Regions from separate parts of the Homo sapiens genome. Here region 2 is linked to region 1. The links are chromatin loops, found by intact Hi-C in ENCODE. Cell type or tissue: gastrocnemius medialis. All regions are shown on one strand. Each heading gives the region's core, and the rest is flanking DNA. Links, peaks and the distances in the headings are about the cores only. Region 1 overlaps DPEP2 (dipeptidase 2). Region 2 holds the start of PSKH1 (protein serine kinase H1).

The links. A loop is a pair of places that touch in the nucleus more often than their neighbours do. Peaks named below come from ENCODE experiments on the same cell type or tissue, not always from the same donor. Only the 100,000 strongest peaks of a DNase experiment are listed, where the experiment ranks them.
Region 2: a loop joins it to region 1, with 7 times the contacts of the local background. A loop is called at or near these places in 5 of 110 quality-filtered maps.

Annotation. Positions count from the first base shown.
Region 1 is chr16:67,979,908-67,995,555 of GRCh38, reverse strand. DPEP2 (dipeptidase 2) reads left to right here. Exons shown (of 11, transcript NM_022355.4): 2 at 2,299-2,606; 3 at 2,920-3,046; 4 at 3,363-3,492; 5 at 3,577-3,718; 6 at 4,372-4,441; 7 at 4,559-4,735; 8 at 5,425-5,509; 9 at 6,158-6,233; 10 at 7,569-7,704; 11 at 7,796-8,162. The coding sequence starts at 2,344. The coding sequence ends at 8,050. DPEP3 (dipeptidase 3) reads left to right here and starts at 15,057. Exons shown (of 10, transcript NM_001370198.1): 1 at 15,057-15,462. The coding sequence starts at 15,176. RefSeq lists silencers at 1,981-2,240, 10,336-10,630, 10,753-10,852 and enhancers at 2,901-2,970, 5,360-5,419, 5,460-5,509, 15,233-15,648. In gastrocnemius medialis, for the core only: no CTCF peak of the experiment used is centred there; DNase peaks (open chromatin) are centred at 6,093 and 7,925; H3K4me3 peaks cover 753 bases; H3K27ac peaks cover 5,000 bases.
Region 2 is chr16:67,890,219-67,905,866 of GRCh38, reverse strand. It overlaps PSKH1 (protein serine kinase H1), which reads right to left and starts at 12,613. Exons shown (of 3, transcript NM_006742.3): 1 at 12,496-12,613. RefSeq lists silencers at 12,367-12,486, 12,817-12,876. In gastrocnemius medialis, for the core only: no CTCF peak of the experiment used is centred there; DNase peaks (open chromatin) are centred at 12,126 and 12,716; H3K4me3 peaks cover 1,996 bases; H3K27ac peaks cover 3,266 bases.

The sequences.
Region 1 (15,648 bases), core at 5,909-10,908:
ACCAGCAAATCCAAGAGCTTCTCCTCCCTCTCACTATTCCAGTGGGTGTGGGGAGCTGCTGACCAGCAGTGGATGATGGAGAGAAGGAGGGAAGCCTGTGTTGGGGTACCCAAACCACCCAGATCTGGGACACGCCCTACTGTTCTCTGAAGCAGAGCCCAAGAGGACTCACCATCTGCAGTGGGCCTCCCTATAGAACCCTCCAGCAGGGCTGGGCACAGTGGCTCACATCTATACTCCCAGCACTTTGGGAGGCCAAGGTGAGATCATCACTTGAAGCCAGAAGTTTGAGACCAGCCTGGGCAAGAAGGCAAGACAGTCTTTAATTAAAAAAATAAATAAAAAATAAAAAAAAAGCCCAGGTGCGGTAGCTCACTCCAGTAATCCCAGCATTTTGGGAGGCTGAGGCAGGCAGATTGCTTGAGACCAGGAGTTCGAGACCAGCCTGGGCAACATGGCAAAACCCCATCTCTACTAAACAACAAAATTTAGCCGGGCGTGGTGGCGCATGCCTGTAGTCCCAGCTACTCGGGAAGTTAAGGCACAAGAATCGCTTGAACCCAGGAGGTGGAGATTGCAGTGAGCCAAGATTGTGCCACTACCCTCTAGCCTGGGCAACAAAGTGAGACTCTGTCTCAAAACAAACAAAAAAAGACCCCCTTCGGCAGCAGTAGACGTGACAGTTAACCCACCTCGAGCACTCGGCCATCGATCTGCCTTCCTCCTGGACAGCAGACACTGGGCAACATCAAGTGTGCAGTCCCTAAAATACATCAAAGCTGGGATCACTTCCCCTCCTGGGTAGCTTGGGACCTCCAGTCCCTTTGGAAGAGTTGGTTCATTTTCTTTTTAGGAGGCCTTCTTGAATCTCTAGTCGTCGTCAGGCTTAGGTCACACTACCCATGCACTGATCAGCCCTGCCACGTGGGGGAGGCTCCAAAAAATGAAGCGGTTCCAGGGGTGCCAAGGTTCAGAGCAGAGTCTTGAGAGCCTGAGGGGCAGGAGGAGGCAAAGGTCTCTGAGGACGAAGGGGTTTGGCCACAGTCCCGGAAGATCTCAGGTCGTGGGGCTTCTGTGAGCGGGCACATCCCCTGTGCCTGTGTGATTGTGAGCTTGTGTGCTTGTGTGGTTGGGGGTCCTTCCTGGAGGAGGCATCTAGGTTGAGGGCCCCAGGCCGGGAATGGGGTGGGGCCTGTCGTCAAGGAAGGGACTCAGCCCTGGAGGTTTCTGTGAGAGCTCAAGCCACAGGAGCCACAAGATAAGAGGAGTGTGGCTGCAGAACCCAGGTGGCAGGGCTTTCCTCAGGCCCCTTACTCCTGACCTGGACGAGGCCGGGGCTTCCTCAAGGAGGTAGGAGGTATCCTGGCCAGCAGATCAGCCAGAAGCTCTAGGAGGAAGGTGCTGCGGCCGGGGACTCTGCTGCCCTAGACAAGACTTCATTTCCTTCCATGCAGATGGCTGTGTGGGTTCCTGCTCTGTTGAGTGAATGTTCCCTGGCAGTGGCCAGATGCTTGCTGCGCTCTCATCCCTCCACTGGGGTCCTGGGGAGGTGTGGCAGCTCCTTAGGAAGGAGCTCTTTCCTAAGGCTGATTGGAGAATGTGCGGTCGGGGCGGGGGGCGGAGGAGTGCTCCTGACAGGTCCTAGTAGCTGGGAGATTCCCCAGAGTATAGGCTTGAGGGCCTAAGTTACGGGAGAGAGAAGGTCAGGGCCAGGGGGCCCCTTCCTGAATCCAGTCCACAGGGTTAACCCCTCATTTCCAGAGCCTATCTTCTCCCCCACACCCACCCACACAACCCAGCACCAGGAAATCCAGAGCCCAGAGCACTGTGGTCACAGGGACACATGTGGCCCTGGGTGTGGCCGGGACACGTTGCAGGCGGTTGGGGACATGACGTGGTCTGCAGATCTCCCAGGGCAGGGCAGAGGGCCACTGTTTGGGGGAAGCACCCCAGGCCCTCTCTCTTAGAGAGAGAGCCTAGGGGCAGCAGAGGAGCCACCTGGGTCGGCCCCCTGGGGACAGTGGGAGGAGTAAAAGGGAGGGTGGAGGGCCCTAAGACAGGCCGCGAGTGGGCGCCCAGGACAGGGATCCGCCCAGCCGGCGGGAGCGCCCTTGGGGATGACGGCGGGAGGGCTGGGCGCCCCCTGGTGGCCGTACTGGGCGGTGCCGCCGCTCTCCGCACATCCTTCGCGGGGCCCTGTGACTTCGTTACCCTCCTCTTGAGGCCACGCCGCCAGGTGGCCTGAATCGAGGGTCGGGACTCCATCGTCGCGCTCTGCCCCTCGCCCGCCCCTCTCAGGCTCTCTGACTGCCACCCCTGCCTGCCTGCCCGGCCCTGCACAACATGCAGCCCTCCGGCCTCGAGGGTCCCGGCACGTTTGGTCGGTGGCCTCTGCTGAGTCTGCTGCTCCTGCTGCTGCTGCTCCAGCCTGTAACCTGTGCCTACACCACGCCAGGCCCCCCCAGAGCCCTCACCACGCTGGGCGCCCCCAGAGCCCACACCATGCCGGGCACCTACGCTCCCTCGACCACACTCAGTAGTCCCAGCACCCAGGGCCTGCAAGAGCAGGCACGGGCCCTGATGCGGGACTTCCCGCTCGTGGACGGGTGCGTAATTGCTGCAAGGGGGCGATGGGAGCTGAGCACACTCCTGGGCAAGGGAGGGTCCCAGAGTATGCAGGGCTGTGGAGGAGGCTCCCTCACACCACCCCTGGATGCCCTCTCTCCCGTCATGCATGGGTACCCTTTCCCCTCTGTCATCCCCTCTTGGGTGGGCACTCCTAGCCCGGGCCTCAGGGGATCTCAGTATAGTCATGTGACAATGAGGGATGGGGATCCCCAGATGTGTCCTTCCTGAACTGGAGGGCTAAGAGGCCCATCTGTCTGTTCTTCACCTGACCCTGGCTTGACATCCCTCCAGCCACAACGACCTGCCCCTGGTCCTAAGGCAGGTTTACCAGAAAGGGCTACAGGATGTTAACCTGCGCAATTTCAGCTACGGCCAGACCAGCCTGGACAGGCTTAGAGATGGCCTCGTGGGCGCCCAGGTACCACAGGGATACACGAGGTGCCACAGCATGGCTGCTGGGGGATGATGGGGAGAGTGGGGACCCCAGAGATCACAAGTTAGTCACATGAGAACTCAGTTACCATAGTGACCCAAAAAGTGTCATGATATGGATGCTGGGGGCTGCAGAGGCTACAGTGAGCCAGCTTGGTGGCCAGGAAGACCCTGTGGAAGAAGCAGTACATTACATGTGGCCTCCTGGCCCACTGGGTGCTCTGTCAGCTGTGGAGGCTGTGAGCAGTCCAGGGTCCTCCAAAGCAGCCCCCATCCAAGCCAAACCCTGGCCTTCCCCCCAGTTCTGGTCAGCCTATGTGCCATGCCAGACCCAGGACCGGGATGCCCTGCGCCTCACCCTGGAGCAGATTGACCTCATACGCCGCATGTGTGCCTCCTATTCTGAGCTGGAGCTTGTGACCTCGGCTAAAGGTAGGCAAGTTGATGGGAAGCGTTAGGAACTTGATTGAGCTACTCCAGCCCTGGAAAGTAATCACCTGACCTACCTGCCCCCAGCTCTGAACGACACTCAGAAATTGGCCTGCCTCATCGGTGTAGAGGGTGGCCACTCGCTGGACAATAGCCTCTCCATCTTACGTACCTTCTACATGCTGGGAGTGCGCTACCTGACGCTCACCCACACCTGCAACACACCCTGGTGAGCCTAGTGCAGATGGTGTGGGACCGCTGAGGCAGGGGCAGAGATCTGCCTGAGGTCACTGTGGGCCCAGAACAAGCTTTACCCATGGGATGTGGCACTGACTCTGGAGTGGGGAGGGGAGCTGGGATTCTGGTTTTCAGAATACGACTTGACCCCTGGCCAGACGCGGTGGCTCATGCCTGTAATCCCAAAACTTTGGGAGGCTGAGGCGGACAGATAACTTAAGGCCAGGAGTTCGAGACCAGCCTGGCCAAGATGGTGAAACCCTATCTTGAAGAAAAACACAAAAATTAGCCAGGTGTGGTGGTGCGTGCCTATAATCCCAGATACTCAGGAGGCTGAGGCATGAGAATCTCTTGAACCCAGGAGGTGCAGGTTTCAGTGAGCTGAGATGGCACGACAGCACCACTGCACTCCTGCCTGGGTGACAGAGCGAGACTCTATTGCCAAAAAAAAAAAAAAAAGAAAAGGAAAAAAAAGACTGGACCCAGCAGGGCCCTCCTGCTGCCAGGCATGGCCCATTTGCAGGGCCCATTTTGGATCCCTGTTTTTGTTTCAGGGGGGTGCAGGGATGGAGGGTGGGTAGGGCCTCTAGACTCTTGAGGCCGAGGAACAGCTACCAGTCAGACTGCTTCCTGGCCACCCTGCAGGGCAGAGAGCTCCGCTAAGGGCGTCCACTCCTTCTACAACAACATCAGCGGGCTGACTGACTTTGGTGAGGTGAGGACCCTGGTTCACACTCCACCCCAAACAAATGTGCACACCCCAGCTGTTTCTTACAAATAAATGTATACACATGTGCACCCCTGATACCCTTCTCCCAACATGTCCCTGCAGAAGGTGGTGGCAGAAATGAACCGCCTGGGCATGATGGTAGACTTATCCCATGTCTCAGATGCTGTGGCACGGCGGGCCCTGGAAGTGTCACAGGCACCTGTGATCTTCTCCCACTCGGCTGCCCGGGGTGTGTGCAACAGTGCTCGGAATGTTCCTGATGACATCCTGCAGCTTCTGGTGAGAAACTGCCCAGCCCAGGAACCTAAAGCAAGAGGTTCAAACCAGGAGCCCTTCGGCCAGGCATGGTGGCTCACACCTGTAATCCCAGCACTTTGGGAGGCTGAGGTGGGCTGATCACTTGAGGTCAGGAGTTCAAGACCAGCCTGGCCAACATGGGGAAACCCCGTCTCTACTAAAAATACAAAAATTAGCCGGGTGTGATGGCATATTCCTGTAATCCCAGCTACTTGGGAGGCTGAGGCAGGAGAATCTCTGGAACCTGGGAGGCGGAGGTTGCAGTGAGCCAAGATCACGCCACAGCACTCCAGCCTGGGTGACAGAGTAGGACCCTGCCATGGAAAACAAAAACAAAAAACAGGAGCCCTCAAACCTGAGGCCCTGCTCCCTCCACTTCTTCCAACTTCAGGCTGAACATCTTTTGCCCCACAACCCCACAGTCCACATCCAGGAGTCGGGGGTTCTAGATGGTAAATATGTATATTCCTCTACTCCTCAAAGCAAGTGCCAAGACACCTATGCCAGACCAGGGCCTAGACTCCTCCCTTCATACAAAACCAGAGAGGTGAAGTTTCTGCTGACTCCTGAAGTCAGAGCTGAACACCCTCTCCAGGGATCCAGAGGGTGGCAGGGCAGGAATGCAGTTTGCTGAGGGGCCAGGCTAAGTGTCCACTTGCCCGCCCCTGCAGAAGAAGAACGGTGGCGTCGTGATGGTGTCTTTGTCCATGGGAGTAATACAGTGCAACCCATCAGCCAATGTGTCCACTGTGGCAGGTAACTCCCTCTCCCGGGCTCTCTGAACAGTTCTGATTTGCACCTGAAGACTTGGGAGGGCCCCAGGACTGTCCCAGTGGTTTCACTGAAAAAAATGCAGTGATGGACAGTACACAGCACATTGGTCACATGGAGCTGCAGCCACAGAGTCAGTGCTGCGGTCCTGATGGGTATAAGGGAGGAAGCCACACATAGAACCTGAGTGCTAACTATCTGCGCCTCTGCAGGGGATCCCCAAAGCACCCTTCCTCGGCCTCTGGCCAAGAGACTAGAAGGGGAAGGCCCCTTAGGTCTCTGGGGTCTTTGTCAGTTGTACTCTTTGTCCCTCCGTCATCTCCCACAACCATAGAAAAGAGTTCCTACCAGGTTCTCAAAGAGACTAGAGGCAGGTTTAATCCTAGGTGGGAAATGGCCCAGACAAGTGGCTCTGTGGATCCACTCCAAACCTGAAATCCAGGCCAGAACCAGCTGAATCCATTCAGGTCAAACCTCAGGGTTCTCAGGTTGCCAAGCTATGTGGCAGGCCATAAAGGAATTAGCCTGCCTGGCCCACAGGCTGCAAGAAGGAGACTCAGTGCCATCCAGCCCCAGTGGCACCCCTGCCCTGGAAGCCCTACGCAGCTGACTGTCCACCTTCCCCCTCCCCAGATCACTTCGACCACATCAAGGCTGTCATTGGATCCAAGTTCATCGGGATTGGTGGAGATTATGATGGGGCCGGCAAGTGAGTGCCTTCCCTGTGGCTTGTCTTGGGCTAGCTGTACAGCAGTGGGGCCTTCACGGTCACCATAGCCATCACGTCCTTTAGGCCTTGACCACACTCCCGGGATCAGTTCTCTGGGCTCTCCTGTTTGTCTTCATCCCAGTGACCCCACTCTAGGACATTATACTTGGCCAAACCACCAGACAGAGCTCATCTGCCCAGCACTGCACGTACCCCCAAGCCCAGGAGACTCACTCTCCCTGAGCAGACCATCAGCAAGGTCTGGTGTGAGCCCTGTGCACAGTGGCTGTGTTTGCAACCACTGTTTTCTGAAGAAGCTCTTCCTCTCCTTCTCCTTCTCCTTTTCTTCCTCGTCCTCCTTCTTCTTTGTCTCCTCCTCCTCCTTCTTTCTTCCTTTTCTTCTTCTTCTTCTTCTCAGGGTCTTGCTCTGTTGGCCAGACTGGGGTGCAGTGGCGCAATCTTGGCTCACTGCAGCCTTGACTTTCTGGGCTCAAGCAATCCTGCCATCTCAGCCTGCAAGTAGCTGGGGCTACAGGCATGTGTCATCATGCCCAGATAATTTTATTTTTGGCAGAGATGGGGTCTCGTGTTGCCCAGGCTGGTCTTGAACTCCTGGACTCAAGTGATTCTCCTGCCTTGGCCTCCTAAAGTGTGGGATTACAGGCCTAAGCCACCTCACTGGGCCTTTTCTTCTTTTTTTCTTTTCTTTTTTTTTTTTTTGAGACAGAGGCTCACTCTGTTGCCCAGCCTGGAGTGCAGTGGCACAATCTCGGCTCACTGCAACCTCTGCTTCCTGAGTTCCAGCGATTCTCCTGCCTCAGCTTCCCAAGTAGCTGGGATTACAGGTGTGCGCCATGATGCCCAGCTAATTTATTTTTCCTTTCTTTCTTTCTTTCTTTCCTTTCTTTCCTTTCTTTCTTTCTTTCTTTTTTGTCTTTTTAGTAGAGATTGGGTTTCACCATGTTGGCCAGGCTGGTCTCAAACTCCTGACCTCAAGTGATCCGCCCACCTTGGCCTCCCAAAGTGCTGGGATTACAGGTGTGAGCCACCATACCTGGCCATTTTCTTCTTTTTAACTCTGGTTGGTAGGGGGGATCATTTGCATTCAGTAAAAGGCATAGATCTTAATAGTATGATTCAATAAGTTTTGATAAATATTCAAGGAGGTTTTGAGGCCTCCTTCTGAAGGATAAAGAGCAGAGGAGAATTACCTACTCTCTCCAAGTCTCCACTTCCCATACCTGACCAGGGCTGGGGTTTCATAGACCCTGGACTGTGGTTCTGAGTCATGATCAGGGAATCAGGTCTGAAACCCACTAGCTGGTGGCCACACAGATTCCCTCAGGGGCTGGAAGACGTGTCCACATACCCGGTCCTGATAGAGGAGTTGCTGAGTCGTGGCTGGAGTGAGGAAGAGCTTCAGGGTGTCCTTCGTGGAAACCTGCTGCGGGTCTTCAGACAAGTGGAAAAGGTACTCTGGGCTGGGCAAGAGAGTAGCCGAGGGGTCTGAGCAAGTGTATCAAGGAGAGCTGTGGAAGCTGAGCACCGACTGCCACCTCTAGGTACAGGAAGAAAACAAATGGCAAAGCCCCTTGGAGGACAAGTTCCCGGATGAGCAGCTGAGCAGTTCCTGCCACTCCGACCTCTCACGTCTGCGTCAGAGACAGAGTCTGACTTCAGGCCAGGAACTCACTGAGATTCCCATACACTGGACAGCCAAGTTACCAGCCAAGTGGTCAGTCTCAGAGTCCTCCCCCCACATGGCCCCAGTCCTTGCAGTTGTGGCCACCTTCCCAGTCCTTATTCTGTGGCTCTGATGACCCAGTTAGTCCTGCCAGATGTCACTGTAGCAAGCCACAGACACCCCACAAAGTTCCCCTGTTGTGCAGGCACAAATATTTCCTGAAATAAATGTTTTGGACATAGAAACAGACCTGAGTTTCCTTCTCTGCAATGGGGACTGGTGGCATCGTCTCCCAGTGCTGGTGGTTGGTGGGGGATCCTTCATTTCAGCCACCAGTTGTTTAAGGAAAGACTGTTGACAGGAGCCCGAGGTGACCCAGGTGATTGGGCTCAGCACTGGATGAAAACAGTGGTGGATCCGGTGGCAGGAGGTGGACCCTATTCCGTGTTCCCTCTGAGTAGCTCATCTCTTTTTATTTATTTATTTATTTATTTATTTATTTATTTATTTACTTTTGAGGCAGAGTCTCACTTTGTCACCCAGGCTGGAGTACAGTGGCGCAATCATAGCTCACTGCAGCTTTGAACTCTTGGGCTCAAATGAAGCTTCTGCTTCAGCCTCTCAAGTAGCTGGGACTATAGGCGTGCACCACCACACTCAGCTAATTTATTTTTATTTTAGCTTTCTGGATTTTTTTTTTCTTCGAGACAGAGTCTTGGTCTGTCACCCAGGCTGGAGTGCAGTGGCACAATCTCGGCTCACTGCAAGCTCTGCCTCCCGGGTTCAAGCAATTCTCCTGTCTCAGCCTCCCGAGCAGCTGGGACTAGAGGCGCCCGCCACCATGCCCAGCTAATTTTTGTATTTTTAGTAGAGATGGGGTTTCACCTTGTTGGTAAGGCTGCTCTCGAACTCCTGACCTCAGGTGATTCACCAGCCTCGGCCTCCCAAAGTGCTGGGGGATTATAGGTGTGAGCCACCGGGCCTGGCTTTTTGTTTTTTGAGATGGAGTCTTGCTCCGTCGCCCAGGCGGGAATGCAGTGGCGTGATCTCGGCTCACTGCAACCTCAGCCTCCCGATTTCAAGCGATTCTCCAGCCTCAGCGTCCTGAACAGCTGGGACTACAGGCATGCACCACCATGCCCAGCTGATTTTTCTTTTTTCAGTAGAGAAGGAGTTTCACCATATTGGCCAGGCTGGTCTCGAACTCCTGACCTTGTGATCCACCTGCCTCGGGCTCCCAAAGTGTTGGGATTACAAGCTAGAGCCACTGCATCCGGCCAGCTTTCTTTTTTTCATTACTTCACTTAGAAGGAGGATTTTTAAATTTTTTTATAGAGACAGGGATCTCCCTATGTTGCCCAGGCTGGTCTCGAACTCCTGGACTAAAGCAATCCTCCCACCTTGGCCTCCCAAAGTGCTAGGATTACAGGAGTAAGCCACTGTGCCCAGATGGAGTAGGGTAACTTTGATTTACCTAGCCAACCATAAGCAAACATTTTAAACTGTGCTTATGTATTATTTTGATAACATTTAAAAAATTAATTGTAACTTCATGCCCTGTCCTTTTCACATGTCTAATGTAGGAAATAGGGAGTCCTCTGAACCTCTTCCAGTTCTGGGGGCTGCCCATTAAAATAATACTTTTTTTATTTTTCCTGAGACAGGGTCTCTGTCACCGCTGGAGTGCAGTGGCACAATCATGCCTCACTGCAGCCTCAACCCCCTGGGCTCAAGTGATCCTCCCCACTCTGTTTCCTGAGTAGCTGGGACCATAGGCGCGCACCACCATGTCCAGCTAATTTTTGTATTTTTTGTAGATACGAGGTTTCACCATGTTGCCCAGGCTGGTCTCAAACTGCCAGACTCAAGTGATCCACCCACCTTGCCCTCCCAAAGTGCTGGGATTACAGGCGTGTGCCACTATGCCCAGCAAAACAATTTAAAATAATAGGCTGAGAGCGGTGGTTCACACCTGTAATCCCAGCACTTTGGGAGGCCGAGGCGGGCGGATCACAAGGTCAGAAGATCGAGACCATCCTGGCTAGCACGGTGAAACCCCATCTCTACTAAAGACGCAAAACATTAGCCGGCTGTGGTGTCACGCGCCTGTGGTCCCAGCTACTTGGGAGACTGAGGCAGGAAAATCACTTGAACCCAGGAAGCAAAGGTTGCAGTGAGCCGAGATCACGCCACTGCACTCCAGCCTGGGTGACAGAGTAGCACACAAAACAAAAAAAAAACACAAAACAAAACAAACCCAAAAACAACAAAACAAAACTAAGCTAAAATAATAATGATAATAATAATAATAATAATAATAATAATAATATAGGAAACAGGTGCACATGCAATGCTTCTGCACTTTTCTTAAACTATTAGCAAAGTTGCCATTCTTCATGTTGTTCCAAGTCACTTAAATAAAGACCTTCTGGGCAGGCCGGGGAGATTTATGGGAGACCAAAATAAACATGACCTTTCTCTGCCCTTCCTGAGAGAACCAAAGCTAGAAGCAGCTGGGTCACACTTGGCCATTAACCCCCAGGCATGAGGAGGAGCAGACAGCAACCAACAAGGGGAAGTGGTCGCCAGAGGCCAAGGCCCTTCTTGAGGTGCCCAGAAGGGGATGCCCACTTATCAGGGAGCCCAGGTGGAAAAACAAGAGACAGACACAGACGCAGAGGGAAGATAATTTAGATTCGGTCTGTGTCATTGGCCTTTCTCAGCAGCAACTGGCCCAGGAAGTTCAGATGCTACCCAGATTCAGGGTTTTTTTTGTTTTGTTTTGAGACGGAATTTCCTCTTGTTGCCCAGGCTGGAGTGCAGTGGCGCGATCTCAGCTCACTAGAACCTCTGCCTCCCAGGTTCAAGTGATTCTCCTGCCTCAGCCTCCCGAGTAGCTGGGATTACAGGCACCTGCCACCAGGACCAGCTAATTTTTTTTGTATTTTTAGTACAGACGGGGTTTCACTATGTTGGCCAGGCTGCTCTCGAACTCCTGACCTCGGGCGATCCACCCAACTTGGCCTCCCAAAGTGCTGGGAATACAGGCGTGAGCCACCATCCCCAGCGTTGTTTTTTTTTTTTTTTTGACAGGGTCTCACTCCCATTGCCCAGGCTGGAGTGCAGTGACACGATCTCAGCTCACTGCAGCCTCAACTTCCTGGCCTCAAGTGATTCTCCTACCTCAGCCTCTGGAGTAGCTGGGACCTCCGGTGCGCACCACCACGCCTGGCTAATACTTTGTATTTTTAGTAAAGACAGGATTTCACCATGTTGCCTAGGCTGGTCTCAAACTCCTGGACTCAAGCAATCTGCTTGCCTTGGCTTCCCAAAGTGCTGGGATTACAGACATGAGCCACTGCGCTGACCCAGATGCAGTTTTTGTTTGTTTTGAGACGGAGTCTTGCTCTGTTGCCCAGGCTGGAGTGCAATGCACTCGGCTCACTGCAACCTCCGCCTCCGAGGTTCAAGTGATTCTCCTGCCTCAGCCTCTTCAGTAGCTGGGATTACAGGCACACACCACCCTGCCCAGCTAATTTTTGTATTTTTAGTAGAGATGGGGTTTCACTGTGTTGGCCAAGCTTGTCTCAAACTCCTAGACTCAAGCAACCTGCCCGCCTCAGCCTCCCAAAGTGTTAGGATTATAGGGGTAAGCCACCGCATCCGGCCCCAGATGCAGTTTTGAGATCTATTTCCCCTGCACCAGGATTTTTTCAACAGGAAATGACGAGGAGCTGCTGGAAGCTAGCCTTGTATTGTCTTTAAGGAGGATTTCTGCCCCAGGTGAAATAACGTGTCAGACCAAGCCCCCTCATGCTCTCAGGACCAAGAGACCTAGTCTGATCTTGTCCCTCAACTCCATGCCTTAGAGAATCCACCTGTGCCTCCTCCACAACAGTTGTTGTAATGCCCAAACTAGACCTCTGCTGGGCTGTTAGCCAACCCTGGATCCCCTCTCCACTCCTCCATGCCCGATCCAGACCTTTGAAGCAAGGTTCAGCTACTGCTGTGGTGCCTCCCCCAACCCCCATGACCCTGATTAGCCCTCACCAGCACTACCCATGATTTCCCTTAGCCAGTATCACCATAATAAAGAAATGAGATGCAAACTGATCAGGGTGCAGGTAGATCTCTTCCCGAGAGGATAACTGCTAACTAACATTTGATGTGTAGACTCTTCTGGGGTCTTTTTGTGTCCGGAATTGGTGGGTTCTTGGTCTCACTGACTTCAAGAATGAAGCCACAGACCCTCGCGGTGAGTGTTACAGTTCTTAAAGGTGGCGTGTCCGGAATTTGTTCCTTCTGATGGTTGGATGTGTTCGGAGTTTCTTCCTTCTGGTGGGTTCGCGGTCTCGCAGGCTCAGAAGTGAAGCTGAAGACCTTCGTGGTGTCACAGGTCTCAAGGCGCCGAGTCCGGAGTTCTTCGTTCCTCTCCGTGGGTTCATGGCCTCGCTGGCTTCGGGAGTGAAGCTGCAGACCTTCGCAGTGAGTATTACAGCTCATACAGTATGGATCCAAAAACGGAATAGCAGCAACAGCCATTGCAAACAGCAAAAGAACAAACCTCCCACTGCCTGGAAGAGAACCCCAGCAAGTTGCTACTGAAAGAGCGGGCAGCCTGCTTTTATTGTCTTATCTGGCCCCACCCACATCCTGCTGATTGGTCCATTTTACAGAGAGCTGATTGGTCTGTTTTACAGAGAGCTGATGGGCCCGTTTTGACAGGGTGCTGACTGGTGCGTTTACAATCCCTGAGCTAGACACAAAAGTTCTCCACGTCCCCACTAGATTAGCTAGATACAGAGTGTCGATTGGTGCATTCACAACCCCGGAGCTAGACACAGGGTGCTGATTGGTGTGTTTACAAACCTTGAGCTACATACAGAGTGCTGATTGGTGTATTTACAATCCCTTAGCTAGACATAAAGATTCTCCAAGTCCCCACCAGACTCAGGAGCCCAGCTGGCTTCACCCAGTGGATGCTGCACCGGGGCCGCAGGTGGAGCTGCCTGCCAGTCCGGCGCCGTGTGCCCGCACTCCTCAGCCCTTGGGCAGTCGATGGGACTGGGCGCCGTGGAACAGGGGTTGGCGCTCGTCGGGGAGGCTTGGGCTGCACAGGAGCGCACGGCGGGGGTGGAGGCTCAGGCATGGAGGGCTGCAGGTCCCGAGCCCTGCCCGGCGGGGAGGCAGCTAAGGCCCAGCGAGAAGTCGAGCACAGCAGCTGCTGGCCCAGGTGCTAAGCTCCTCACTGCCCGGGCCGGCTGGCCGCTCCGAGTGCGGGGCTTGCCAAGCCCACGCCCACCCGGAACTCGAGCTGGCCCGCAAGCGCAGCCTGCAGCCACGGTTCCCGCCCACGCCTCTCTCTCCACACCTACCCGCAAGCTGAGGGAGCCGGCTCCAGCCTTGTCCAGCCCAGAAAGGGGCTCCCACAGTGCAGCGACGGGCTGAAGGGCTCCTCAAACGCGGCCAGAGTGGGCGCCAAGGCCGAGGAGGTGCCGAGAGGGAGCGAGGGCTGTGAGGGCTGCCAGCACGCTGTCACCTCTCATTTTTGTGTCTGTATACTAACATATATATAGAAAAAAATATTCGGCCCGGTGCGGTGGCTCACGCCTGTAATCCCGGAACTTTGGGAGGCCAAGGTGGGCGGATCACGAGGTCAGGAGATCAAGACCATCCTGGCTAACACGGTGAAACCCGGTCTCTACTAAAAATACAAAAAATTAGCTGGGCATGGTGGTGGGCGCCTGTAGTCCCAGCTACTCGGGAGGCTGAGGCAGGAGACTGGCATGAACCCGGGAGGCGGAGCTTGCAGTGAGCAGAGATGGAGCCACTGCACTCCAGCCTGGGTGGCACAGTGAGACTCCGTCTCAAAAAAAAAACCACGTCTCTAAAAAAGAAATAAGGCCGGACGTGGTGGCTCATGCCTGTAATCCTAGCACTTTGGGAGACCTAGGTGGGCAGATCGCTTGAGCTCAGGAGTTCAAGACCAGTCTGGGCAACATGGTAAAACCCTGTCTCTAAAAAAAAATGCAAATATACAAAAATTAGCTGGGCATGGTGGTGCATGCCTGTAGTCCCTCCCAGCTACTTAGGGAGCTGAAGCAGGAGGATCACTTTTACCTGGGAGGTCGAGGCTACAGTGAGCTGAGATGGTGCCACTGCACTCCAGTGAGACCCTGTCTCAAAAAAAAATTTGTTTTAATAAAATAAAAAATAACAATTAGCCATGCATGGTGGCACTGCACCTATAGTCTCAGCTACTTGGGAGGTGGAGGAAGGAGGATCGCTTGAGCTCAGAAGTTCAAGGCTGCAGCAAGCTATGATCAAGGCTGCAGCAAGCTATGATCACCCCACTGCAACTCCAGCCTGGGTGACAGATACTCTGTCTCTTGGAGAAGGAAAAAAAGCTAAAATAATGATCCCCAACAAAAATTGTTCTTAAATTTCATTTTCGGGGCCGGGCACGGTGGCTCACGCCTGTAATCCCAGCACTTTGGGAGGTCGAGGCAGGAGGATCACTTGAGGTCAGGAGTTCAAGGCCAGCCTGGCCAACATGGTAAAACCCCATCTCTACTGAAAATACAAAAATTAGCTGGGCATGGTGGCGGGCACCTGTAATCCCAGCTACTCGGGAGGCTGAGGCAGGAAAATGGCTTGAACCCGGGACGTGGAGGTTGCAGTGAGCCGAGACTGCATCATTGCACTCCAGCCTGGGCAACAAGACCCAAACTCCGTCTCAAAACTGAAATGAGATGAAATGAAATAATGAAATGAAATGAAATGAAATGAAATGAAATGAAATACCTATAGGGAATCTTTCTGTCCATCAAACCAGACAGACCGAATTAACTCTTCTGAGTCGCAGCTTAGAATATTTGACCTGCCTAGGAGCTGGGCACAAGCCGGCAGCTAACCGCCACGTGGGCCTGGGTAGGAGGTGAGATCAGGAAGATCCCTGGGCCCCTACTAGTTCCCTGCCTGGCCTCCTCCCCCACTCGTGTGGGGGTCTACGGAGCCAGCGCTGGGGGTGGAAGGGCGAGGAGTCCTCGACGCTGCAGCGGCGGTTCCGGCCCATGGGGGCGCTCTCCTGCTTGGGGGCGGAAAAGCCGTGGCGCCCCCTTGCGTGGCGCGTCGGTCTCAGAGTCGCGTGACTTCAACCCCCTCTTCGGGAGGCTGGGTCGTCATGATCCGGACCCCATTGTCGGCCTCTGCCCATCGCCTGCTCCTCCCAGGCTCCCGCGGCCGACCCCCGCGCAACATGCAGCCCACGGGCCGCGAGGGTTCCCGCGCGCTCAGCCGGCGGTATCTGCGGCGTCTGCTGCTCCTGCTACTGCTGCTGCTGCTGCGGCAGCCCGTAACCCGCGCGGAGACCACGCCGGGCGCCCCCAGAGCCCTCTCCACGCTGGGCTCCCCCAGCCTCTTCACCACGCCGGGTGTCCCCAGCGCCCTCACTACCCCAGGCCTCACTACGCCAGGCACCCCCAAAACCCTGGACCTTCGGGGTCGCGCGCAGGCCCTGATGCGGAGTTTCCCACTCGTGGACGGGTATGTAGGTGCAGCGTTTGGGCAACGCGGGGTGAGCACACCCTTGGGCAGGAGAGGAGGTTCTGAGCATGCTATCAAGGAGGCTATCAAGGAGGCTCCCTCACACCACCCCTGGATGCCCTCTCTCCTCCATCACCCATGGGTGCCCTTCCCCGCATTACTCCATTCCTGGTGGAATCTAACCCC
Region 2 (15,648 bases), core at 10,044-15,043, 94 kb after region 1:
TTTTCTTTTTTTGAGATGGAGTCTCCTTCACCCAGGCTGGAGTGCACTGGCACGACCTCAGCTAACTGCAGCCTCTGCCTCCCGGGTTCAAGCGATTCTCATGCCTCAGCCTCCCAAGTAGCTGGGATTACAGGCACCTGCCACCTCGCCTGGGTGATTTTTGTATTTTTAGTAGAGAGAAAGGGTTTCATGTTGGCCAGGCTGGTCTCCAACTCCTGACCTCAAGTGATCCGCCAGCTTTGGCCACCTAAAGTGCTGGGATAACAGGTGTGAGCCACTGTGCCCAGCCAAAAACATAATTTCAGTATAACATGGTTAAGTGTTAAGCTTAAGAACCAATAGTATATAATGTAGAGTGAAGTCGGGGTTAGGAAAACCTTCCTGAAGGAGGTAACCTCTATGCTGAATTTTGAAGCAAGAATGAGTCAGATGAGGAAAGGTGGGAATGGTGTTTCAGGGAGAGAGAATAACACACTGCAAAGGCTCAGAAACCCAGAGTAACATCCTGCATCTAGGAATGGGCAGTTTGGTGGTACAAAGGCAGGGATGTGGAGATGAAGTTATAGAAGGTCAGCAGAAGGTGGTTATGGAGAGCAACACAAGTGAGGACCAGGACCTTCCTGGGAAGTGAAGGAGAGCTACGAAAGGGTTTACAAGAAAAGAGGCATTCAGATCTGTGTTTAGAGAGAAGGATGAGGTTGACCTGAAGGAGGGTCAAAGTGGATTAAAAGGGCCAGTAAGAGCTGGGCACAGTGGCTCATGCCTGTAATCCCAGCACTTTGGGAGGCCGAGGCGGGTGGATCATGAGGTCAGGAGATCGAGACCATCCTGGCTAACACAGTGAAACCCCGTCTCCACTAAAAATACAAAAAATTAGCCGGACGTGGTGGTGGGTGCCTGTAGTCTCAGCTACTCGGGAGGCTGAGGCAGGAGAATGGCGTGAATGCGGGAGGCAGAGGTTGCAGTGAGCAGACATCACGCCACTGCACTCTAGCCTGGGCGACAGAGCGAGACTTTGTCTCAAAAAAAAAAAAAAAAAAAAAAATTAAAAAAGGACCAGTAAGAGTGTGGTGTCCCATTGGCCAGGTGTGGCCATCCCAGCACCGGGAGTAATCCCAGCTCTTTGGGAGGCTGAGGTGGGGGGATAGCTTGAGTGCAGGAGTTTGAGACTAGCCTGGACAACACAGTGAGACCCTGTCCCTACAAGATTAAAAAATTAGCTGGGTAGGCCAGGCACGGCAGCTCACGCCTGTAATCCTAGCACTTTGGGAGGCTGAGGCAGGCGAATCACCTGAGGTAGGGAGTTTGAGACCAGCCTGACCAACATGGAGAAACCCTGTCTCTACTAAAAATACAAAAATTAGGCGGGGCGCGGTGGCTCATGCCTGTAATCCCAGCACTATGGGAGGCCGAGGTGGGCGGATCACAAGGTCAGGAGTTCGAGACCAGTCTGGCCAATATGGTAAAACCCCATCTCTACCAAAAAAATACAAAAATATTAGTCGGGCGTGGTGGCGCATGCCTGTAATCCCAGCTACTCAGGAGGCTGAGGCAGAATTACTTGGACCCAGGAGGCAGAGGTTGCAGCGAGCCACCAAGATCGCGCCACTGCACTCCAGCCTGGGTGACAGAGTGAGACTCAGTCTCAAAAAATATATAAAAAATACAAATACAAATACAAAAATTAGCCAGGCATTGTGGCAGGCGCCTGTAATCTCAGCTAATCTGGAGGCTGAGGCAGGAGAATTGTTTGAACCTGGGAGGCATAGGTTGCAGTGAGCCAAGATCATGCCACTGCATTCCAGCCTGGGCAACAGAGCAAGACTCCGTCTCAAAAAAAAAAAAAAAAATCAGCTGGGTATGATGGTATGCACCTGTAGTCCCAGTTACTTTGGAGGCCAAGGCAGGAGGACTGCTTGAGCCCAAGAGATCAAGGCTGCAGTGAGCGATAATCACACCACTACACTCCAGCCTGGGTGACAGAGAAAGACCCTGTTTCAAAAAGGAAAAAAAAAAAAAAAAAAAAGAGTGTAGTGCCCCAAGCAGTGGAGTGGAATCGAGAGCTATCAGCAGCAGAACTTCCATGTTGGGTGGAAGGAAGAATGAGGACAGCACCCCGTCCCTTGCACAGCTCAGCGGCAAGTGGTCAGGAGTGTAGCAAGAAGCACAGATTTGGGAAGCAGTGGAAAGAGTTCAGTTTTGGATGTGTGGGGTGCATGTAGACCATCCATGTGACATTTACTGTGGGTTACTAGATACAGAATCTGATGTCTGGGGAGGCTGAGACAGGAGAATCGCTTAAACCTGGGAGGCGGAGGTTGCAGTGAGCTGAGACTGTGCCACTGCACTCCAGCCTGGGCAAAAGAGCAAGACTCCATCTCAAAAAGAGAGAGAGAGGAAAAAATGAGGTTTATCTATGGGGCATAGTGGCTCATGCCTGTAATCCCAGCACTTTGGGAGGCCAAGGCGTGAGGACTACTTGAGTCCAGGAGTTCAAGACCAGCCTGGGCAACACAGAAAGACCCTATCTCTGCCAAACATTTTTTAAATTGAGTCAGACATGGTGGCATGTGCCTGTGATCCCAGCTACTTAGGAGGCTAGGGTGGGAGGATCTGCTTCAGTCCAAGAGGTTGAGGTTGCAGTGAGCGGTGATGGTACCACTATATTCCAGCCTGGGAGACAGAAATCCTGTCTGAAAAACAAAGCAAAACCAAACCAAACCAAAAAAAAATATTGTTTATTTTTCTTCACATAAGAGGAAAAGATTCCTCCACAAGGCTCTTCAGGATTTGCAGCTGTTCTCACCCAAATGCACAGGAAGTTCCACATGGCAACTAGGAAATAATGTTAAACAAAGGCATTTAGAACCAAGGTTCCTTTTCGCAGAGGCCACAGGATAGAACTACGGACTGTGGAATTTTGCAGACTTATTTCTTCTTTCAGGGAAAACACAACACCTCATGCAGTGAAGGACTGAAGCTCCTCTTGGGCTGGTATTCCTGAGGCAGAACACAGGTCCCTCACCCCGATGCCCACGACCACTCAGTAACAACATCTACCACCATTCGGAGGCAAGACAAACTGCATGAGTAACCCAGCACAGCCACTCAGATGTCACTTCTTCCTGGTGAAGAAGCAGAACCCTAGATTCACAAAATAAACAGTCATCTACAGGCACATGTACTGGGTATTTTTGTTTAAATTTTTGTTTAAATGAGGACCTAGTCTGGTCCTCAGGGAAAAACCTAAGGTTTATAAAAGAAAAGGCCTGGCTGGGCGCAGTGGCTCAGGCCTGTAATCCCAGCACTTTGGGAGGCTGAGGTGGGCGGATCACAAGGTCAAGAGTTTGAGACCAGCCTGACCAACATGGGTGAAACCCCGTCTCTACTAAAAATACAAAAATTAGCCCCGGACGTGATGGCACGCGCCTGTAATCCCAGCTGCTCAGGAGGCTGAGGTAGGAGAATCGCTTGAACCAGGGAGGCTGCAGTGAGCCGAGATCGCACCACTGTACTCCAGCCTGGGTGAGAGATCGAGACTGTCTCAAAAAAACAAAAAACAAAAGGTCTAACTTTTCGATTCATTTTTATTTCTTTTTTTTTTTTTGAGATGGAGTCTCGCTTTATCACCTAAGTTGGCGTGCAGTGGCACGATCTCAGCTCACTGCAACCTCCACTTCCCAGGTTCAAACAATTCTCGTGCCTCAGCCTCCCAAGTAGCTGGGACTACAGGCATGTGCCACCATGCTTGGTTAATTTTTGTATTTTTAGTAGAGACAGGGTTACAACACATTGGCCAGACTGGTCTTAAACTCCTGGCCTCAAGTGATCCGCCCACCTCCGCCTCCTAAAGTGTTGGAATTACAGGTGTGAGCCACTGCACCCGGCCTCACTTTTCACTTTAAACAAATAAAACCTACAGGGATCAAAGGTAAGTCAGCATCAGGGCGCAGTGGTTTACACTGTGATCCTAGCACTCTGGGAGGCCAAGGTGGGAGGATTACTTGAGCCCTGGAGTCTGAGACCAGCCAGGGCAATGTAGTGAGACCTCCATCTCTACAAAAAATTAGTCAGGCGTGGTGGCATGCACCTGTAGTCCCAGATACTCAGGAAGCTGAGGTGGAGGATAGCTTGAGCCAGGGAAGTCGAGGCTGCAGTGTGCTGTGTTTGTGCTATGGCACTCCAGCCTGGGCAACAGAGCAAGACCATGTCTCCAAAAAAAAAAAAAAAAATAGGCTGGGCATGGTGGCTCACGCCTGTAATCCTAGCACTTTGGGAGGCCAAGGCAGGTGGATTGCCTGAGCTCAGGAGTTTGAGCCAGCCTGGGCAACACGGTGAAACCCCGTCTCTACTAAAATACAAAAAAAATTAGCCAGGCGTGGTGGCATGAGCCTGCAGTCGCAGCTACTCAGGAGGCTGAGGCAGGAGAATTGCTTGAACCCAGGAGGCGGAGGTTGCAGTGAGCTGAGATCGCGCCACTGCACTCCAGCCTGGGCGATAGAGCGAAACTCCGTCTCTTAAAGAAAGAAAGAAAACAAAATAAAGTCAGTCGGCAATAAGAGAGTCAATGATTTTCCCTCTGATCTTCCTTCTGTCTTCCTGAGACATAGTTTCTCTCACATTGATTCCAATCAGAAACTCTGTAAAGATAGGCTGATGCGGGTACTCCACCATCCCAACTACAGATTGAAACTGGAGGATATTAGACCAAATTGGCCAAGAGAGGGGAAAAAAAAAAGAAAGTAGAGAAGAGAGGGTGCTGGCTGAGAGGTGGGGACAATGGGCAACAGCCCCCAGGTGATCACAGCTGCTCCACAGTCCCATCACATCTGTTAAACTCCCTCTCCACACTGTGGTCAGGTGAAAATGCAGACTCTATAACACGGGAGGTGGCTGGTAAAGCTCCTAGGAAGAAGAGCAGAGCCTTTTCCTGTTCCCAGCATCTCTTGTGTGTGCCCCTAGCCCAGAGATCACGGTAGGTGTAGGGATGGGCAAGGATGAGTAAGGAAGCTTCAGGAAGAGACTTCCCAGGAGTGTCACAGTATGTCATCTTGCAGAAAGTACCCAACTCTCTAGAGTCTGCCTCCAAAACTTAAACTCCCAGCCTGGTCCAAAGCACTCTTCAAAGAAGGCACGCACATTGGACAGAGTGTGGCAATGGGTATGAGCATTCAGCATTATCGTCCTCACTGACAATCTACAGAAATGACAGTCCAGGAGAGGTAAAGAGACTCGTCCAAAGCCACTCAGACGGTGGTGACCAAATATCCTGGACCCAAATATCCTAGTTCCCCATCTGGGGCTCCTTCTATCACTCCGGAAAGACTCCAGCAGTGCTGGGCCTCATCCAGTCAAGGCCTTGATCCTTCCCCATGCCACTGAGTTGGTGAACCCACAAAGCTTTCCTGAGGATCTTTCCTGAAGGGTCTGCTTTAGAAACCTCCATTCCAACTATAATCTGAGTCACACTGCTCACTGCTCTACTCCAGACTGCCTTTGATCACTACAGCTGTCAGACCCTTGAGGGAAGGGGCCATTCTCAGGTTTCCAGAACTCCCTTGGTACTTATCAAATTGCTGAACTCAGAGCAAATGAAATGTGGTCTGGCCGGGCGCAGTGGCTCACGCCTATAATCACAGCATTTTGGGAGGCCAAGGCAGGTGGATCACCTGAGGTAAGGAGTACAAGATCAGCCTGGCCAACATGGTGAAACCCATCTCTACTAAAAATACAAAAAAATTTCCTGGGCATGGTAGTGGGCACCTGTAATCCCAGCTACTCAGAAGCTGAGGCAGGAGAATCATTTGACCCTGGGAAGCAGAGGTTGCAGTAGGCTGAGATCATGCCACTGCACTCCAGCCTAAGCGACAGGGCAGCACTCCGTCTCAAGAAAATAAAAAGAAAGAAAAAGAAAAACAGGCAGGGCACAGTGGCTCATGCCTGGAATCCTAGCACTTTGGGAGGCCGAGGCAGGTGGATCACTTGAGGTCATGAGTTTGAAACCACCTGTCCAACATGGTGAAACCCCATCTCTACTAAAAATACAAAAAAATTAGCCAAGTGTGGTGGTGGACACCTGGAATCCCAGCTACTTGGGAGGCTGAGGCTGGAAAATCGCTTGAACCTGAGAGGCAGAGGTTGCAGTGAGCCGAGATCACGCCACTGCACTCCAGCCTGGGCAACAGAGCAGGACTCCATCTCAAAAAAATAAATAAATAAATAAAAGAAATGTGGGCTGGCACAGTGGCTCATGCCTGTAATCCCGGCATTTTGGGAGGCCAAGGCGGGCCGATCACGAGGACAGGAGATTGAGACCATCCTGGCTAACATGGTGAAACCCGGTCTCTACTAAAAATACAAAAAATTAGCCCGGTGTGGTGGCAGGCGCCTGTAGTCCCAGCTACTCAGGAGGCTGAGGCAGGAGAATGGCGTGAACCCGGGAGAAGGAGCTTGCAGTGAGCCGAGATTGCGCCACTGCACTCCAGCCTGGGCCATAGAGCGAGACTCGTCTCCAAAAAAAAAAAAAAAAAAAAAATGTGGTCTGGCTCTTGGATTTCTATTTGCTGCAAGTCAACAATTCTAGAACCTTAGAAATGTTGAAGAGGCAAGATCGGTGGTTAAACCATAGCCACACTCTTTGGACACCCTGTAAATATCCTCAACAATGAAGGAAGTCTGTTTGAGTTTTACAGATTCTTATCTGAATGCCAAAGTAAGTTTGTTCACAAGCTGCCAAACCTAGCCCCATTTCTGGGGAAAGCTAGGGGTCCCGGGGCAGGGAGCAAGGATGAATCCTGAAACAATTTCCTATCCATAGAGGCAGGGTCTGTGAATGTCTTCCAGGCAAGGAACCATAGGAACCTTGCCCTCTCCAAGCAAAGCTTTATAACCTGTCACCTGCAAATATCTCTATATTCTACTGACATGTTTTGAAAAACTGTCTACCGGCTGGGCGCAGCGGCTCACACCTGTAATCCCAGCACTTTGGGAGGCTGAGGCAGGCGGATCACGAGGTCAGGAGTTCAAGACCAGCCTGGCCAAGATGGTGAAACCCTGTCTCTACTCAAAATACAAAAATTAGTTGGGTGTGGTGGCACATGCCTGTAATCCCAGCTACTCAGGAGGCTGAGGCAGGGAACTGCTTGAACCCGGAAGGCAGAGGTTGCAGTGAGCTGAGATCGCGCCACTGCACTCCAGCCTGGGCAACAGAGCGAGACTCCATCTCCAAAAAAAAAAAAAAAGAAAGAAAGAAAAAGAAAGAAAAACTGTCTACTAAAATGAAGTAGGTAGTAATTTCTCAATAATTACAGAAATAAGGCTGGACGCAGTGGCACACAACTATAATCCCAACACTCTGGGGGCCAGGGCAGGAGGATCACTTGAGGCCAAGAGTTTGAAACCAGGCTGGGCAACATAACAAGACCTTGTCTCTACAAAAAAAAAAAAGTTTTTTCTTTTTTTTGAGACAGGGTCTCACTCTGTCACCCAGGCTGGAGCGCAGTGGCGCAATCTCGGCTCGCTGCAGCCTCCTCCTCCCAGGTTCAAGCGGTTCTCGTGCCTCAGCCCCCGAGTACCTAGGATGCCTGGCTAATCTTTGTATTTTCAGTAGAGACAGGGTTTCACCATGTTGCCCAGGCTTGTTCTCGAACTCTTGAGCCCAAGTGATCTGCCTGTCTTGGCCTCTCTACAAAAAATGTTTAAAAAATTAGCTGGGTGTGGCTGGGCGCGGTGGCTTACGCCTGTAATCCCAGCACTTTGGGAGTCTGAGCCAGGTGGATCATGAGGTCAAGAGTTCAAGACCAGCCTGGCCAACACAGTGAAACCCCGTCTCTACTAAAAAATACAAAAAAAATTAGCCGGGCGTGGTAGCGTGCACCTGTAGTCCCAGCTACTCGGGAGGCTGAGGCAGGAGAATGGCATGAACCCGGAAGGCAGAGCTTGCAATGAGCCAAGATGGCGCCACTACACTCCAGCCTGGGCAACAAAGCAAGACTCCGTCTCAAAAAAACAAAATTAGCTGGGTGTGATGCTGTGTGCCTGTAGTCCCAGCCACTCAGGAGGCTGAGGTGGGAGAATCACTTGAGCACGGGAAGGCAAGGTTGCAGTGAGCTATGATTATGCCACTGCACTCCAGCCTGGGCAACAGAGTGAGACCTCGCCATCATCAGAAATACAGACCCTGGCAATGTACCTGGGGTTCTCCTTCCAAAATCCCAACGTTCAACCCAGAAATATTTACTGAATTCCTGCTGTGGGTCAGGAACTCTGCCAGAGATTGCGACAAACAAAAAGAAGGCGGCCATAGTCTCTAATCTTAAGGAACTTACAGCCTGGATGGCTCCACACCAAGAGTCCCTTGATACATGACTCTTAGGATGCCCTGAGAGGCCATTTCAAGGCTGGCAGCTTGGAAAGAAAACTTTCTCCCAGCAAATGAAAACATCACATGTTTCCACCTTAGCATCACATCAGACACCATGGCAACAGAGGGCTGTACCAAGAATTAGCTCAGTGATGACCTAGCCAACACAAACCGGCTTAATGCTCCTTGAGTAAGATTCCTGGAAGGAAAGGGAGTTCAAATAAATAAGTCTCTCTCCAGCTCTCAACAAGCAGAACTGCTTCCCTTCTTCCAGAGCTGTACTTTTTCTCAAAAATTTTTCCCCATGCCAAGATACACAGAGAGAATGATAGAATGATACTATTGTATAACACCCGGGAGTCAGTGGAGACAGCTGTTCTCAGCTATCCTGAAGCTTAAGGGTCGATACTTTGGCACACCTATAGCCCATTCACATCATACAGCTGAGAAGCTGTGAAGAGGACCTAAGTTGCCCATATTACACACTCACACTTCCAAAGTAAAACAGAAGGCCAAACCAAAGTCTCACTCATTTAACTATGAACTTGTGATTATGATAGAGAACTCCAGCACCTACTTCTGTAGGGGCATTCTGTTCTAGATGCCAACCAGATGCCTGAGGTGAAGTGCAACTGGAGCTCAGTGTCAGATGCAAACAGGTTTCCTGAAGGCTGCACTTTTTCTAGCTCATTTATGCAACTTAACAAGCACAAAACTACAATTAGACCTAGACAATATGCTTATTCAGCAAACCCACCCTCTAGTGAATCAGCATTCCAAATCTCTTCTAGGGGTATGGCCAACTGAATCGACCCTGATTTAGAGGCACCATATTGCGGGAGGCTGAGGCAGGAGAATCGCTTGAACCCGGGAGGCAGAGGTTGCGGTGAGCCAAGATTGAGCCATTGCACTCCAGCCTGGGCAACAAGAGCAAAACTCCGTCTCAAAAAAAAAAAAAAAAAAAAAAAAGAAGCACACTATTGTCAGTTTTCCCCGATGACCAGAAATGACCTTGAGGAAATCACACAATACAAAGCAGCTTCCTACACACAACTAACCCTGAAGAACAAACACGCTTATTAAGACAAGACCTTCTAGCCGGTTGTGGTGGCTCATGCTTGTAATCCCAGCACTTTGGGAGTCCGAGGTGAGTGGATCACCTGAGGTCAGGAGTTTGAGACCAGCCTGAGCAATACGGTGAAACCTCGTCTCTACTAAAAATACAAAAATTAGCCAGGTGTGGTGGCAGGCATCTGTAGTCCCAGCTACTGAGGAGGCTGAGACAGGAGAATTGCTTGAACCTGGGAGGCGGAGGTTGTAGTGAGCCGAGCTCACGCCATTGCACTCCAGCCTGGCGACAGAGCGAGACATCATCTCAAAAAAAAAAAGAAAAGAAAAAAGAAGACAAGACCTTCTTTTGACAAGGGAAACTCTGGGAAGAGGAGCCATTAGTAATAAAAGTGGCTTCCATTAACTGAGTGCCAACTTTGCTAAGGATCTTATATGTACCATCTCACTCCTCTCTACAAGCACATGTAGTAGGCACGATGATTCCTATTTTGGAATAAGGAAATTAGGACTTAGAGAACCTCAAGATTTCAGAAAAGCCAGAAACTGAATCCAGGTCTTTCTGACACCAAAGCCCATGCTTCTAGGCATGAGACCACAACAGGAGTCCACAAGGCAAGGCCTTCTCACTGGACAAAGGAGACAACAGTTTTCTTAGGCAATGACAAAGATCTTCAATGAGGAAGCACAGTAAAGTTACCTGGGAAGTTTTCTCAAAATACAGATACCTGGCCAGACATGGTGGCTCACGCCTGTAATCCCAGCACTTTGGGAGGCTGAGACGGGTGGATCACGAGGTCAAGAGTTCAAGACCAGCCTGGCCAACAGGATGAAATCCCGTCTCTACTAAGAATACAAAAATTAGCTGGGCGTGGTGATGCGTGATTGTAATCCCAGCTACTCGGGAGGCTGAGGCAGGAGAATCGCTTGAACCTGGGAGGCGGAGGTTGCAGTGAGCCGAGATCGCACCACTGCACTCCAGCCTGGGTGTCAGAGCAAGACTCCATCTCAGAAAAAAAAAAAAAATACAGATTCCTACCCCAGATCTTCTTCATCAAAATCTCAAAGAGTGGGTCAGGTGTGGTGGCTCTTGCCTGTAACCCTAAAACTTCGGGAGGCCAAGGTGGGAGGACTGCTTGAGCCCAGGAGTTCGACACCAGCCTCGGCAACATGGCGAGACCTCGTCTCTGTTTAAACAAAAAAAAAAAAATCTCAGCCAGGCATAGTGGCTTATGCCTGCAACCCTAGCACTTTGGGAGGCCGAGGCAGGTGGATCACCTGAGGTCAGGAGTTCGAGACCAGCCTGGCCAACACGGTGAAACACCATCTCTACTAAAAATACAAAATTAGCTGGGCATAGTGGTGCTTGCCTGTAACCCCAGCTACTCTGGGGGCTGAGGCAGGAGAATCACTTGAACCTGGGGGGTAGAGGTTGCAGTGAGCCAAGATCGCGCCATTGCTCCAGCCTGGGCAAAAAGAGCAAAACTCCGTCTCAAAAAAAAAAAAAAAAAAAAACTAACTCAGACAGTAAGGCTCTTGATTTTGTATCACAAAATTATCCCAGGAGATTTTGGACTATCCAGGATTAAGAGGCTGTACTACCTACCACACACATACGCTGGCATTTGCTGTGCTCATCTTAGATCCTAGCCCTGATAGGTGCTCAAAAATACAGTTGAATCTATCCATTCATAAGTCAGCATTCAGCAAATGCTACTGGAGGCTAGCCCCTATTTTATGCCAGGCACAGAGCCAGACATATGCAGACAGAAGACCACCATGTGACACAACAGGATGTACTCAATAGTAGCAGCATGGATATAGAGGAGTTAATGGTTACATGCCAAGCAAGGTAGATTTTTTTCCTAGGAAGTGACATCTCAGGTGGATTTTATAGGACAGATGTAAGTTTCCAACACTGGTAGGTGGTCGGTGGGGTGGAAGGCAGTGTATAGCAAACTGAGAAAACTGCGTTATCTAAAGCACAAGGGGACCAAGCACAGTGGCTCACGCTTGTATTAATAATCTCAATATGTTAGGAGCCTAGGCAGGAGGGTCTCTTGAAGCCAGCTCTGGCAACAAAGCCAGACTCCCTGGCTCTACAAAAAATTTTAAACTTAGCCAGGCGTGGAGGGGAGTGCCTCTTGTCTCAGCTACTCGGGAGGTTGAGGCGGGAGGATCATTTGAGTCCAGGAGTTCAAGGCTGCAGTGAGCTATGAATGAGCCATTGCACTCCAGCTTGGGCAATAGAGGCCTTGTCTCAAAATTAGTAATACTAAAACACAAAGGTATGAAACCAGAGCTAACAGGAGCGCCACACGTTTTAACAACAATAAACTACGTAAAGGGAGCACAGAAGTGCTCCGGTGTTGATTGGCTGGTTAAACCTTCACCAGATTACGAAGAGCCCTGAATGCCTTGCTAAGAAGTGCGGCCTTTGTCCTGAAGGCACTAAGGAACTAGTTTCAGGCAGTGAAGGACTTACTCAGATTTTCAGGTGGGAATTATCACTTCAGCCGCTTTATGGAGGGGGACTAAGTGTGGGGGACTAGGCTTCCCCTTGCAGGTAGAGGAATGACAAGCTTGCCAAGCAAGCAACCCAGCTGGACTCAGACCTGCTATTTCCCAGCCTGCACAAGGAAGCGATCAGCTGCCCCGCCGGCCCCTGGCAGACGCAAAGGAGGGGTGTGGAGTAGGCGCCGGGCGCGAGAAGGCAGTAAGGACAAGGACAACCAGGTTGGATCAACCTGACCCGCTCTGGACGCGGGGCGGCTGAACAGCAAGCAGGCAGGGCAACCGACCACGTCCACCAGGCCCAAGCGGGCCTGGAGACGGGCTATCCAGCACGACAGCACGTTCCGAGGCCAGTCCAGACTCGGACGCCGGGAACCCGAGCAGCCATCGCCCGGCCTGCTCTCCAACCCTGTAGGCCCTGGCGCACGGGGCACGGGCCGACGCTGCAGGCTGACCAGGGGCAGGCCCCGGAGCGCCAGAAAGCGACCACGACCACAGTTCGGCTGCCCCTCCCGCCCGTCGGGCCGTCGTCCTGGGCCGGGCCGCCTCACCTCGCGCGGGCGGCGGGCTCTTCGGCGTCTCGGCGGCTCTGCCGGCCATCTCCGGGCAATGGCAGCGGCCGCCGCCGCCGCCGCCGCCGCCGCCATTCTCGGGCGTTAGCGTCGTGGCGTCATCACAGCGCGCAGCTGACGCCAAAACAAGCCTACGGGGCGGGTCGGGGGCGGGTCGGGGGCGGACTCTCCCGAAACTGGGCTACGCGGCTGGCGGATCTCCGAGCGTGGCCTGCCAATCAACCTCTTCGGGGCGGGGACGGGCACTCTCCTGAAGGGGTGGGTCTATTTGTCGCTCAAAGTAACTTGACCGCTGCCTGCGAGACGGGTCGGTGATAGAAAAAGGAAGGATCGCGGGAAATAGGGAGAAAGTTTCAAGTTTCTGGTTGGGGGAAAGGGGACTCTGTAATGCGAGCTTGGGTAAACAATGCTTTCCAACAGAGGTTTCTGGAAGTGCCTCTGGAACTCCGCAAAGGATAGACTTAATTTTCATTAACAAAATCTATTTTTTAAAACTGCACTTAGAATAATTTCAACACTCCATGTGTTGAATTTGGCCTCCATCAAAGAAGAGATGCAAAGGGTTAATTTGTAGATAGGTGAAGTCAATCTTGGGCCAACTTCTGGACTCATGGTTATTTGTTGTTGTTAATTTAATTTATATGCCGAGTCTGAAAAGCAAGCGGATTTTTAAAAAATTGTTACCATTCACAATGACTTCTCTATAGGATCAGAACTGGTTCACTTTACAGTCAACCCAACTTGGAGGGGTTAAAATAGGTGCTGCAGATGGTAAGTGCATTGTAACCTCCATCCATCTTCCCCATTTCAGTAGCTCTGTATTCAAATCTTTATTGAGTATGTACTTTGCACATGGAACTGTCTTTGATTGACTGTATAAGCTAATGTTATACTTTAAACCTAAAAATAAATTAACACCAATAAAACATTGTCGTCGGCTGGGCGCCACTGCTCACACTTGTAATCCCAGCACTTTGGGAGGCCAAGGCAGGTGGATCACCTGAAGTCAGGAGTTTGAGACCAGTCTGACCAACAAGGTGAAACCCTGTCTCTACTAAAAATACAAAAATTAGCCAGGCTTGGTGGCAGGCTCCTGTAGTCCCAGCTACTCGGGAGGCTGAGACAGGAGAATAGCTACAACCTGGGAGACAGAGGTTGCAATGAGCTGAGATTGCACCACTGCACTCCAGCCTTGGCGATGGAGTGAGACTCCGTCTCAAAAAAAAAAAAAAAATTGTTGTCTATTTTATGTAGTAAGGTTTCTTTCTTTTCTTTTTTCCTGAGATGGAGTTTCGCTCTTGTTGTCAGGCTGGAGTGCAATGGCACAATCTCGGCTCACTGCAACCTCTGCCTCCCAAGTTCAAGCAATTCTCCTGCCTCAGCCTCCCCGAGTAGCTGGGATTACAGGCGCCTGCCACCATGCCCGGTTAATTTTCTTTATTTTTATTTTTATTTTTATTTTTATTTTTATTTTTATTTTTTTTGAGAAAGAGTCTCGCTTTGTCACCCAGGCTAGAGTGCAGTGGCGCAGTCTCGGCTCACTGCAAGCTCCGCCTCCTGGGTTCACGCCATTCTCCTGCCTCAGCCTCCCGAGTAGCTGGGACTATTGGCGCCCACCACTGTGCCCAGCTAATTTTTTGTATTTTTAGTAGAGACGGGGTTTCACCATGTTAGTCAGGATGGTCTCGATCTCCTGACCTCGTGATCCGCCCGCCTCGGCCTCCCAAAGTGCTGGGATTACAGGCGTGAGCCACCATGCCCAGCCGTAGTAAGGTTTCTTACAAGATTTCATTTAAAAAGAACAATGGTGGCCCAGCGCGGTGCCTCACGCGCCTGTAATCCCAGCACTTTGGGAGGCCCAGGTGAGCAGACCACCTGAGGTCAGGAGTTGGAGACCAGCCTGGCCAACATGGTGAAACCCCATTGCTACCAAAAATACAAAAATTAGCTAGGCGTGGTGGCAGGCGCCTGTAATCCCAGCTACTTGGGAGGCTGAGGCAGGAGAATTGCTTGAACCTGGGAGGCAGAGGTTGCAGTAAGCCGAGATCACGCCATTGCACTCCAGCCTGGGCGAGAAGAGTAAAACTCCATCTCAAAAAAAAAAAAAAGTTAAAAAATTGTTTCCAAAAGTCTAGTGCAATAATTAAGGGTATAGACTTTGGTGCCAAACATACCTGGGATCAAATCCCAGCTCTGACACTTCCAGAGCTGTTTGACTTTAAGCAAGACATCTGCCTCATCAGCCTCATTTTATTTTTTAAATTTTGGCCAGGTTGGTCTTGAATTCCTGACCTCAGGTGATCCACTGGCCTCAGCCTCCCAAAATCCTGGGATTACAGGCGTGAGCCACTGCACCTGGCCTTTTTAATTTTTTTAATAGAGACAGGGTCTTGCTCTGTCATCCAGGCTGGAGTGCATGGCAGCAATCAAAGCTCACTGTAACCTCGAACTCCTAGGCTCAAGGGATCCTCCTGCCTCTGGAACAGGAATTAAAAGAAATTAAAGAATGTGTAAGTAGAAACTCAGTTGTATGTAAGAAAACCCAATTCCCCCTGAGAAAGAGAAAGAGCTGGAGTTCTTTAAAAATTAACTGCCTGTTTTTCTGTGGCTAGGAAGCCTTATCTCTCCTCCTTTCCCAGGCATTGTGAAGACCCTGTTTCACTAGCTGTGCAGTTACAAGGTCACTAGACAGATAAACTCAAGTCGTAAAACATGCTTCTCCTTGAAAAGTAAGAAATGATGTAATGCGGCCGGGCACAGTGGCTCACGCCTGTAATCCCAGCACTTTGGGAGGCCGAGGCGGGCGGATCACGAGGTCAGGAGTTCGAGACCAGCCTGGCCAACATGGTGAAACCCTGTCTGTACTAAAAATACAAAAATTAGCTGGGTGTGGTGGCGCGTGCCTGTAATCCCAGCTACCCAGGAGGCTGAGGCAGGAGAACTGCTTGAACCGGGACCCGGGAGGCAGAGGTTGCAGTGAGCTGAGATCACGCCATTGCACTCCAGCCTGGGCAACAAGAGTGAAACTCTGTCTCAAAAAAAAAAAAAAAAAAAAGAAATGATGTAATGCATGTCTCAATTAATTTAATAACTGTCTTTGTTTCTTGCTTCTGTAATATGCTTCCCCCTGCA